2 separate regions of the Homo sapiens genome follow, and region 2 is linked to region 1. The links are chromatin loops, found by intact Hi-C in ENCODE. Cell type or tissue: Caco-2. All regions are shown on one strand. Links, peaks and the distances in the headings refer to the core of each region. The heading gives the core; the rest is flanking DNA.

Region 1 (5,707 bases), core at 191-5,190:
AACTGCTGGCTGTGGATAGAGTTGCAGGATGAGTTCTCTCTTTGTGCACTCTTTGCTGACCATCTAAGTGGTGTGTCTGACTAGTTTGGCATGTTGCTTGTTAAAATTCATTCTTTTAAAGCCGAGTATCCACTTAGTTCCTCTACTCTGAACTTTCATCATTCATTATTAACAATGAAAGCCAAAGTGCATGAAACAAGTTCAGCCCTATCTGTTTCTGGCATGAAAGTGATGTCTTGGCATATTAGTGGGACACAGCTCTATCTTACATAAAATGCTGCCTGGGCCCACAACAAAGGCGCTGTCTCTCAGCGCCTAATAGGATCACCTACTTCAAATGTGAAACTTCCTTCTTTGAAATATTTGTTGAGATTTCATAAACCTATGAAGATTCTCAAACTCAAACAAAACCTTCTAGGCTTTGGCGCAAGCTCTGACTCTAAAGAGCTTTCTGTTCTATAAGCCAGTTATTGGATCTGGGTCCCAAGCGCAGGCAGATGGGGAGGTGTGGGGGCATCAGGAGAGGAAGAGCTAGCTTTCCACTTTCTCTTTTTGATACAAAAATAAAAGTCATCTGGCTTTGACTGCAGAAAATGAATCATATTAAGTATTTTAAAAGCACTATTTTTTTGGTAAGACCTAATTTCAGACCAATTAACACTTTAATATGAAACAGAAGCACATCATTTCATTAGGAGGCAAAATAAGGCCTCTCGGCTACCATATGTTGTCTCTTCCTTTGCAAGAAAGGAAAAAAGAAAAAAATCTCATTTGAAAGCTCCTATTGTAGATTGAGCTACAAGAGGGAATGTAAATTTGGCACCATCACCCACCCCAGGTGAGCAGAACGCATTGAGGAGCCACACAATCACAGGGTTTTGTTTTTGTATTTTTGGCAATGCCCATATTCACTCTGTTCGGTAACAGAAGATCTGGCTGTTGCCCTAGAAAGCTGAAGAGAAACATTCTTTTGTGAAAACAGAAGTGAAAAGAATCTTTTAGTATGTTCTTCCTAAGAATGTCTATGCTGACACGAAGGGCAAAGAAACACTTTGTACCACTGATTTCACAGATTACTTATTTATTAAATAGATGAAACAAAATTATAGCTGTCCCTTTTCAATATTTAAAATTTTTAAGATAATGCCTTTAAAATGCACAGAACATGAATGCAGGAGCTGGTGTGATTGGAGAGAGCCTTATTGCACATAATTAACAGACACATAATGTCTGGTAACTAGTAATTTCCTTCTAGCTGAGTAAGGAAATAATTTAATCATGTTGATCAAATGAATCCCAGGAGCCCAGTGTAACATTATGCCTAAAAAAAAAAAAAAAAAGAAAGAAAAAGAAAAAAGAAAAAAAAATATGCAATAACTGATAAAAGACTACTTGGTCAAAAAAAAAAAAAAAAACAACAACTTGGCTTCCAACCTTGCTTAGGTATCCTTAATAGTACTTAAAATGCAGGCCTTAATCTGACATTTCAAGAACATTATTTTCCAACACTGGCAGAGGCTACGAATATCGGTATGGTCCACTTTTCTATAACCAATACCCAATTGTAATAGATGTATATTTCCCTCACCAATGAAAATGGTCCCCCCAACCCCTGCTTAGAGGAGTGTGCAGAAAGTGTGAGGAGTGACTAAGTGGAAGTGGGGGTGATTAGACCACACGTCTATTTTCTTAAGAATCTCTCTTTCCTAGAATAGCATCCTATAGTCAATAACTAAATATAAACCCCTATTGTTCATCTGTGAATTCCAACTTACTATTCAAAATGGGCAGGAGGAGGCATTCTTCCAAATTATTCCCCCAAACAAATGTCTCCTCAGTAGAATATATCCTAGCTGTGATAGTCTGGTGTTTTCTTTTGAAATCTTTTGTAGTCTTTGCCATTGTTCTTCTGAACTACTTAGAAAAGGCAGTGAGCCACCTTCATGGTATCTGAAGTTGGCTCTCCATAATGAGGTGATATAATTTAACACTTACTGTAATACATTTTATCCATCTATTGTTTGCTAAATAATTCCTGCAATAACAATTTTATTCTTTCCATAATTCTTCAGGGCAATGCTGGAGGAATAATATTTTTACTGCAGTGATTGATGTCAGGTCCTGGTGCTATATAGCCCCATGAACAAAGGTTATTGATAAGCATCAGGAAGATTGGAGGGTGTAGAGGGGGCAGGGAAAGCATTCAGAGGCCCCTGCTGCATGAAAAGAAGATCAGGGATCAGAGGGTTAATACCATTTTATGAGGTTGTAAAAATCTACCCCAAGATTCTTGTGTTAGCAATATTCTTTGTGTAAGATGTATGTTATTAAAACAAGTAGCAGCATCTGAATTAAAGTGACAGTATGATGGATGACTACTGAAAAGGAATCGGAGCCGTTTGCAGCATTTTGGGCTAGATGTGGGAATTCTGCCTCAGAGGCAAGGAGCTTGGCAGACACATTGATTCCGGGCTGATGCATGTTCATAAATATGCCCCTAGAGAGGTGTGGCCTAGCAGAATTTACAAAATTATGTTCATGAATTATTTAACATTTATTTATGGATGCTATATTTAAACAGTATTTGCAAAGGCGAATGGACCATAGCTTACAAAGTGATCTTTAGATAATGCAAATTCTGCACAAGGCAGAGGTGGCGGGTGACTTGCCCAGTGATGCTAAGCCTATGAAAACTATATTAGAGGAGGTGAGTCCACCAAGGAAGGAGCTGCCCCTCCAGGACACAAGGTGTTTCCTTGATGTAGCTGAGGTTCAGAGCAAGAGGACAGATCAAGGAGGACTTTTTCTCTTCAGAAATGTGGTTACATCAGAAGACAAGATTGTGCTAGAGCTGATTCAAATTTCAACATAAGGAATTTTTCCATTTACAGCACTCTTTTTTTTAAGGATTGCAAAATGTAACACTACCAGTTAAAGGTCATAAAGAAGAAAGGAGGCCAGGTGCGGTGGCTCATGCCTGTAATCCCAGCACTTTGAGAGGCCAGGGTGGGCAGATCACTTAAGGTCAGGAGCTTGAGACCAGCCTGTCCAACATGGGGAAACCCTGACTCTACTAAAAAAAAAAAATACAAAAATTAACCAGGCGTAGTGGCATATGCCTGCAGTTCCAGCTACCTGGGAGGCTGAGGCAGGAGAATTGTTTGAGCCTGGGAGGCAGAGGTTACAGTGAGCCAAGATCACGCCACTGCACTCTAGCCTGGGTGACAGAGAGAGAATCCATCTTAATAAAAAAAAAAAAGAAAAAGAAAAGATTGAGAAAATGTTAAATCTTAGATGCCTCTCTAATCGTGTTGTCATGTTCAAACACATGAAGTTAAAGTTATGATTTATAAATTTATTAATTTAGTGTCATATAGTTTGGCATGGTGGATATGGCAGTGACTCTGATGCTCATGAAATACTCTATTTGCTCTCACCATTTGCCATCCTCCTTGAAGTCGAGTGAGGCCTTGTGGTTAGGTCTTGCCAATGACATGTGTGTGGAAGTGGCAGGTGTTACTTATGTGACAGAGGCATACAGGCTTTTGCTTGTCTGTCTTTCTTCTCCTGTGATGGTAAATGAAGAGGACACACAGTACAAGAGGTTCAACTGCTAGAGGGTGAAACCTCCCACAGCCCATCCCTATGACTGCAACTGAGCCCCCACCAACCTGTATGAGATGAATAACATGACGGAGAAATTAGAGTTGGTGTATTAGCCCATTTTCACACTGCTATAAAGAACTTCCCTGAGATTGGGTAATTTATAAAGGAAAGAGGCTTAATTGACTCACAGTTCCACATGGCTGGGAAGCCTCAGGAGACTTACAATCATGGTGGACGGGAAAGCACACACCTTCTTCACAAGGTGGCAGGAGAGAGAAGGTGTGAAGGAGGAACTTCCAAGCACTTATAAAACCATCAGATCTCTTGAGAACTCACTCACTAGCACGAGAACAGCATGAGGGAAACCGCCCCCATGAGCTAATCACCTCCCTCCCTCAACACATGGGGATTGCAGGTCCCTCCCTTGACCGTAGGGATTACAATTTGAGATGAGATTTGGATGGGGAGACAGAGCCAAACCATAGCAGTTGGGTTGGGTTAAGCCATTGAAATTTGGGGGTTGCTTGTTGCTGCAGCGTAACAAAGACTGTCTTGACTAATGCGGTAGGTCAGTGCTACTCAAACCACCTTCCTGCAGTGAAATAAGATGTTGGTGCCAGAATGTAAATCAGTGCTCTACTCACTTTAAGAAGGTCTTACCATGAAAAAGTGGTCAGCTGAACTGAACACGGTGCTTAGTGACAGTTGATTTATTTTCTGGCACAAGCTCCTTAACTAAGGACACTTGCCACAGAGCAGTTCATGGACATACCATGAGAGGCATTGCAACAGACAATGGCATATTTTCTCAAGTAGTTCTAGGTTCATATTTGGTTGTTTTTTATGGATGACTGACATGTTCTAATGCTTCTTTTGCCTCTTGATAAGCCCAACCCTTTCCATCAAAAATGGGGGAGGCTCAAACAGAAAAAAAAAAAAGAAGTATAATCTGAAATGGACAAGATAACTTTGTGTAGGAGATGGACCTTATGATTTTACCTTTCTGCTAATTTAAAACCTACATCTCACCCCTACAAAATCAGAGCTAGACTTTTTCATTTTGTTTGCTCATAAGAAACGTAAGTATTTTCCTCCTCTAGCAAACCTGCTTTAAATGTAATAATAACTTGACCAATGGTGTTATCAGGGTATTCCAGGTTACTCAAAGCTAGGATGCTAGCAATACCGAGAAAAAATAAAGCAGATAATCTGATTTTATCAATTCCAGAAAAGACACAGTGACAATAAAGAGAGGCAAGGCAATGGGATTGAGTTTTACTTTGCTAAAAGGGGGTAAATAGAAACAAAACCTTTAAATGTATACATCAAAAAAGACTCTGCATAAGTTCAAACTCACTGGCTAATACAAAACTAAAATGATAACTTAATATATGTGCTTTAACTACCACTTAAGTGATAGAAATCTTTCCCTTTTAGTTGACAATATTGGTATTACAAAGGTAGAACTATAACTGCAGTGTCACTGGTGTCTCCTTTTGCCACTCTTAGAGCAAAAGTACAAGCCAAGTTTGTAATCAGAATATTGATACTACATGGTATTATGTGTGGATTCTGAATGTGATATGTTATTTTTAATTGACGTCTGATTGTAAAATTCCTAGGAATGTTATATGACCAAGCATGCACACACACACACCCCTCTCTATCTCAATACTTAGGATAGTTACTAGAGCTAAAAATTTAGTCAATTATTGATAAATAAATAAATGAGTGAATACGGGTAAATCTGTTTGCATTATCCAGAAGGCAACTACTAGAAGCACTAAGAAAACTCTTAAGAGAGTGTTTAACTATGGTGTTTGAGAATGGCACTAGCATCTTAAGATGTGAATTCTATGTCATTAATCAGAGTTTCCAATAAAATAATGTATGACATCTCCATATAACTGTGGTTTGACCTATAGTGTTGAATTTTAATTTTTTCTCTCTTTTATTTATTATTTTTTATTGTATTTTATTGTATTTTATTTTTAGACATGAGATCTCACCATTTTATTGCCTAGGCTGGAGTGCAATGTTGTGATCCTAGCTCACTGCAGCCTTGAACTCCTGGGCTCAAGTGACCCTCTCTCCTCAGTCT
Region 2 (5,707 bases), core at 428-5,427, 74 kb after region 1:
TTCTGTCCTCTTTTAAGAGGTCCCCTTTCAACAAGTACAGACACAGGAAAGACATGTTAGAGATCTCCAAAGAAGGAGTTTTTAGCAGTTTATTTGGTTTCTTTAATTTACAAAATGCAATTAAATATTATATACATGTTCTCATGTACAGGTCCTCTTCCAACAATTAACATAAAACTGTTTTTAGTGACTCTTAGGTGTACAGCTGCTGACACAAATGGAACTTGAACCGCAGAGTGACTGAAACAATAAATTATTTCTTGCTCAAATAACAGTCAAGGCAGATGTTTCTCATTGATGGTGGTGATTTTCCTCCATCTGAAGAAACACATGGTGGCTCACTAACCAGGCTGACTGGGGCTCTTTCACCTTCAACACAAGTTCTTTTTCATTCTAGTCACCCAGAAGGGCTTAGACCAGTGTGTGGAAGATTTTCAAGGAACATGTCTGGAAGTGATTTCTGTTACTTCCACTTGGGTGCCATTGCTTAGACTCTGTCCTGTGGTGAATGTAGCTGCAAGGGAGGCTGGGAAGCATGGTTGTGGCTGTGTTCTCAGAAAGAAAAGAAGACTATGCACAGGTGGCCATCCCTATCTCAGTGTCCTTTCCTCTACAGAAACTTTTCCCTGAATTATCTGCATTTTGTGTCTCATTTCCCTCTAATTATTCCCAAGTGCTTATCTGTGTTTTCATTTTGGCACAAATTTTTATTCTACAAAGTTAAGATTCAGCAGTAAAGACAAAAGGGCAGGGAGGGAACTTACTCTGATATATTTCTTTCTCAGCTGATGCCTAGAACTGTGCTCTAACCTTTACTTTGACTTAAAGCAGATGACTACTTCAATTGATTTGAAACAGAAACAAACACATCTTCATAGTGATCACCCATCATTTACAGGAATATTACTAAATTGGCTTTTAGTCTTCTCCTCTTCTCACTGCATACAAGTACTCTTCTCTCAAAAGCCTTACTTCCAACCGAATAACTATCTCCATAGATTACCTCTGAGTATTCCATGGCCTCCAAACTAAAACAAACCAATACATTTACTCCTCTTCAGCAATATTCATCATCATCATAAAAACACATAGACGATATTTCTGGAAATTCATTCTCTGTATGCTGAATGTTTCCCAAGTTTGCTTATAAAAGTTCTCATAAAATCTCTGTTTATCTCATTATGTCTTTTATCAGTATGACAGAGAACAAATCTAGGTTCCATATCTGAGAATAAGTGAGAAGGTGTGATAGATTTCCAAAAGAAATCAGTGTGCCTTGGTCCCCTTTAGACCCTAGAGACCATAGGCCCAACCAGGAACTTGAGCTACCCCTCTAAGGGACCCCATGAAGACTCAGCCAGAGTGAACTATAAGCTAAAGAAGTTGATGGCAGGACACCATAAAACCATATTTGAATGTTGCTCCAATTACCCTGGAAGCTGTCTTGGGTGCAACACATTCACTCAATGGAGTGCCTCTGTATTTTATGTACTTTTCTGCCTACAGTCACTTATGTTAGGGAGGAAATTTTCCCCATCCAAAACTTTAACATTCATCAAAAAATTAAGAATCATTATTCCAGGCATTTTTTGAGGGCTTCATTTTATTCCACCATTTCTGAGTGAGTAGAAAGCATTTTCTGAAAGTTTTCCTACCCTATTTGTCACTTACCAACACTTCACCACTCTTCATTTTCTTTCTCTTTGTCTGCTGAATTTCTTTCTTCTCCCTCTAATGTATGGGGGCTAGAATTGGTCCAGGGAAGGGAAGAGAAAGAGAAACCTTAAAGTGTTTCATTCCCAATTCTTCGCTTTCCCCTGTACCTCACCTGTACTGTGAAACTGGCCACGGGGAGATGTTGGCCTTCTCCCTGTCATCTTCCCTTGCTCTCCAAATTCGTGCTGCCATCTGCACGAATGGATCCCACATAGATTTTATCCTATAAAACTACAAGATCTCCAACTGTCAGTAAATATGTTATCAAGGGGTTGCTAACTGCTGGAAATTTATGTTAAATAGTACCAATCTCCCCCTCCTTTATAGAACAGTTGCCTGCCAGACTTCTAAACTTAAGGAATTCATGAATTAAGATATATATTCATGCTGAGAACAGCATACTCTTAAGGTTACAATACTTACCAATCCTACTCTATCATCATAATTTGATTATCTCATTCTTAACACTGCTAAGAGTCAGTATGGTGTTGAGGTGGAAGTAAATGGTTTTTATTTTTGCATCAGAGAACCCTAAGTTTCAATCCAGATTGCAACTTAATGACAATATAACTTTAGGCGAATTGTATATCCCCTCTGAATCTCAGTTTCTACATTTGTAAATTGAGGATAATAATTCCTACATTGTTGTTATTACTTATAAGTAGGAGCTAAATATGTGAACACGTGGACACAAAGGAGGGACAACAGACACTGGTGCCTACACGAGAGTGGACGGTGGGAAGAGGAAGAGGGGTGGAAAATACAACTATTGGGTACTAGGCTTAGTACCTGGGTGACAAAATAATCTGTATAACAAATGCACGTGATACAAGTTTACCTGTATAAAAAACCTGCACATGTACCCCTGAACCTAAAAGTTAAAACAATAATAAAAATTCCTGTATTATAAGGATTGTTGATTAAATGACAGAGAGTGCATGCCGTGCTCAGCATTTTAAAGAGACTCAGAACTTTTCCTGGCACTAAGGACATCTTTAGGGCAGTAATCTTGTATCTGATCTCTGTATTAATAAATGAATGAATGAATGAGTGAATGAATGAATTGATCTAGTTAGTGTTCAAAAAATTTTTTAAGTTTAATCCATAACAGATAAGCATGGCATGTCAGTTATGCATTGTGCATTGTGTAGCCTTAAGGCAGACAGACACTATCAGCTAAATGAAGCAAACTTTGAGTTAAGATAAGAAAAGTCACAAAATATACAATCCATTGCCCAAACCATGCTTCAAAACTATTTGTTGAATGACAGCTGTTTCTGCAAACACCAGAGTCTAACTCCCCAGTGAAAGAGAGAATGAATGCTTTAAATATTGCTTTGTACACTCCCCTCTTTGATCCTGTAGTATAAGGATACAAAAAAAGATATCCAGATGGATTACCATAAAAGTCTAGAAAAAATGCACTCCACCTCATCCCCATAACCCCCATAAAATTACCTAGAATATCAGGTCAGAAACTCTAAGGTAATTGGAAGCTGTTTAGAACAAACTGAAACATTCTAACCAAGAATTCTGATCATTAGAAATTGATTTCTTAGCATTAGTTGAACCTGTATCTCAGGATGAGGAAGATAAGACTGCTTCCAGAGTTTCCCACCGCCTGTATTTCTATTTTGTATATCATAATCTGAGTGTAGAATACTTTTAATCATATATTGAATAACAATATGTTTTCTGACAGATATAATTTGTTCTTTTATGTAAGTGTTTTGAGGACGCTTTCAATATTCTGACCTATGATTTCATTCTATTCAGGGACAGATACTCTTCCTACAGACTGAATCTCTGACCTTTACAGTGGAATTGAACAGTGTCATAGGATTCACTTAACAAAAGTGTTGCTGCAACACAAGCTTTAATGGAACCTTTCACTGAACGAGGGACACCTGTTTTAATGTTGTCTTGATTCTATTTGCTGATAGAAATGGAAGTAACAAAGATACAATAACTATGTCTGTACACAAATGAAACCAAGCCATTTCTCTTCAATGGAGACAGTCATAAAATGAAGGCAAAATTGAAACATTTCACCTTTTACTTTTCGGTAAAATTCTCCCCATACTTATGAAGACAACATTTCAATATTCTGCCAAAACTTACAATGGAGTCCATTCTCATCCCCTAATTAACCCCTCTTAAAGTCTTCCAGCATTCTTGAAGTCTCTGGAGCCGTGCTACTGCTTCCAAGTAGCTAATGTGCTGTTATTTTACAACACTCTGCCAGAGTTGCTTTTGCTCAAACAAGAATCCTACTGGCTTTACCATTTGGCTGCCTGTAGTATGTAAAAAGAAAAAAAAACCATAAACCAGATGGCGGAAATACAGAGTAATCTGTTTGGGAAGCCCAGGTTATAAATATGTGCATGTTGGGAAAGGGCAAAAAGTTGAGGTAAAGCAGCTGATGCAGCTTGCAGGCTAAGCTCCAGTCATGACCATTTTTAGACTAGTGCACTAAGAGATGTCTATATATTTATTTTCTATTATATTTTCCCTCTCCTGCTCAGGAAAAATCCACTGGGGTTAACTGTGGATACTTTCCCACACTGGAAACCAAACTGAATCCTGACTTGGAAGGTTTAGCCAATGTTTTATCTGCATAAAGACATATTCTTCTGCTGGGATGGGAAGGGGGGCAGTGAGGTGTTGGGACTGGGGCACATCATACAGTTACTCAACCTGCTCCTTCCTTCACCATTCCCCAATATATATAAGGATCTCTCCTTATCCCAACATCTACATCCAAGTGAACTAAGGTTAAAGTGAAAATAAAAGTTAAGCTTGAATGAACAGATGCTCTAAATCAGAGCTTGTGTGTGTGTTGGGGGCTGGGGAATGGGTAGGAGGGAGATGCAGTTAAGTAAGGAAGAATGAACCTTTACCTTTGTGCACACTTCTCTCTCTCTCTCTGTGTGTGTGTGTGTGTGTGTGTGTGTGTGTGTGTGTACAGGAGACCATTGCATTCATATGAATAGCAAGATCTTTCATGCTCCAGCTGTTGAATCACATCATTCTCTGCTTCTATGGTCTTCAAGAGTTGCAACCTGGCCACCATTGATTAGCTCAGGCTATAAAAAGATTCTCTTCAGTGATTGTACTGTTGTGCCTATGTGGTGTGCTTTTTAGGTACAGTAGACAGACAGTTAAATGGATGTGGCCTGCCTCCTTGAGATTCGTGCACTAGAACTAGCACCAACATTGCAGTCAGACCTTCTAAAAATCTACAAGCAACTGCACACCTTAGAACCCTGCCCTTACCACTCTAAGGAAGAAGCTTGAACACACTGTGCCGTAACTGTAGCACTCTCAGGCATATAGCCCACTGGGGGAAATGTTGATGACTCCGATCATTTCAGTTCTTCTCCAAGGGTTCCTGGGATCTCTCCCAAGCACTCTCAAAGACCTCTTCAGAATTCCCTTAGCTGCTTCCTGGGGCTTTCCTCTCCTCTCTTCTCATTACTCCTGACCTCCGCCACTGCCTGATGCTAGTGGCTGCAGCTACATTCCCATTTTTCTCTCATGACCTCAGCCATGCTGGTATAATCTCACCGGGTCTGCTCCCACAGCTGCTGCGTGAAGGTGAGGAGAGAATTCTCTTCCCACTGGCTTTATTCTTTATTGTTAAAGCACAAATGAGAGAGCCATGTGCTTTCAGACTCTTCCAGCACTCCTTTAATTGTTTCTATCTTTCAGCTTTTTGTGCTTTCCTCCTCTTCTTGGGGTTAATCACAAATGCTGAAGAGGTGCATTGGGACAGAATTCAAGGGTCAAGGCCAGGGTTACAGCTGTGGCCATTATCAGCCCTCTTATTTGAGCCTCCCACTAGGGTCCAATGGCCTCCACCTTCCCACCAGACAGGGTGTCCAGGGAGTGCTTATACGGTTTGCAGGACTCTTCCCTGGGAGTAGCCATAAGCTCAAAGAGCCTTTTCAAAAAGTTCTTTGTCCTCTGACATGCTCAGTTTTCAATGATC

What was found. Peaks named below come from ENCODE experiments on the same cell type or tissue, not always from the same donor. Only the 100,000 strongest peaks of a DNase experiment are listed, where the experiment ranks them.
Region 2: it touches region 1 in a loop (9-fold over the local background); 1 of 110 quality-filtered maps calls a loop at or near these places.

Annotation. Positions count from the first base shown.
Region 1 is chr2:67,005,914-67,011,620 of GRCh38, forward strand. All of the region lies in intron 1 of LOC105374785 (a long non-coding RNA gene), which reads right to left. Among named protein-coding and RNA genes, the nearest start is that of LINC01828, 78 kb to the right of the region's middle. In Caco-2, for the core only: no CTCF peak of the experiment used is centred there; a DNase peak (open chromatin) is centred at 2,988.
Region 2 is chr2:67,080,099-67,085,805 of GRCh38, forward strand. No RefSeq gene overlaps it. Among named protein-coding and RNA genes, the nearest start is that of LINC01828, 3.5 kb to the right of the region's middle. In Caco-2, for the core only: no CTCF peak of the experiment used is centred there; a DNase peak (open chromatin) is centred at 2,883.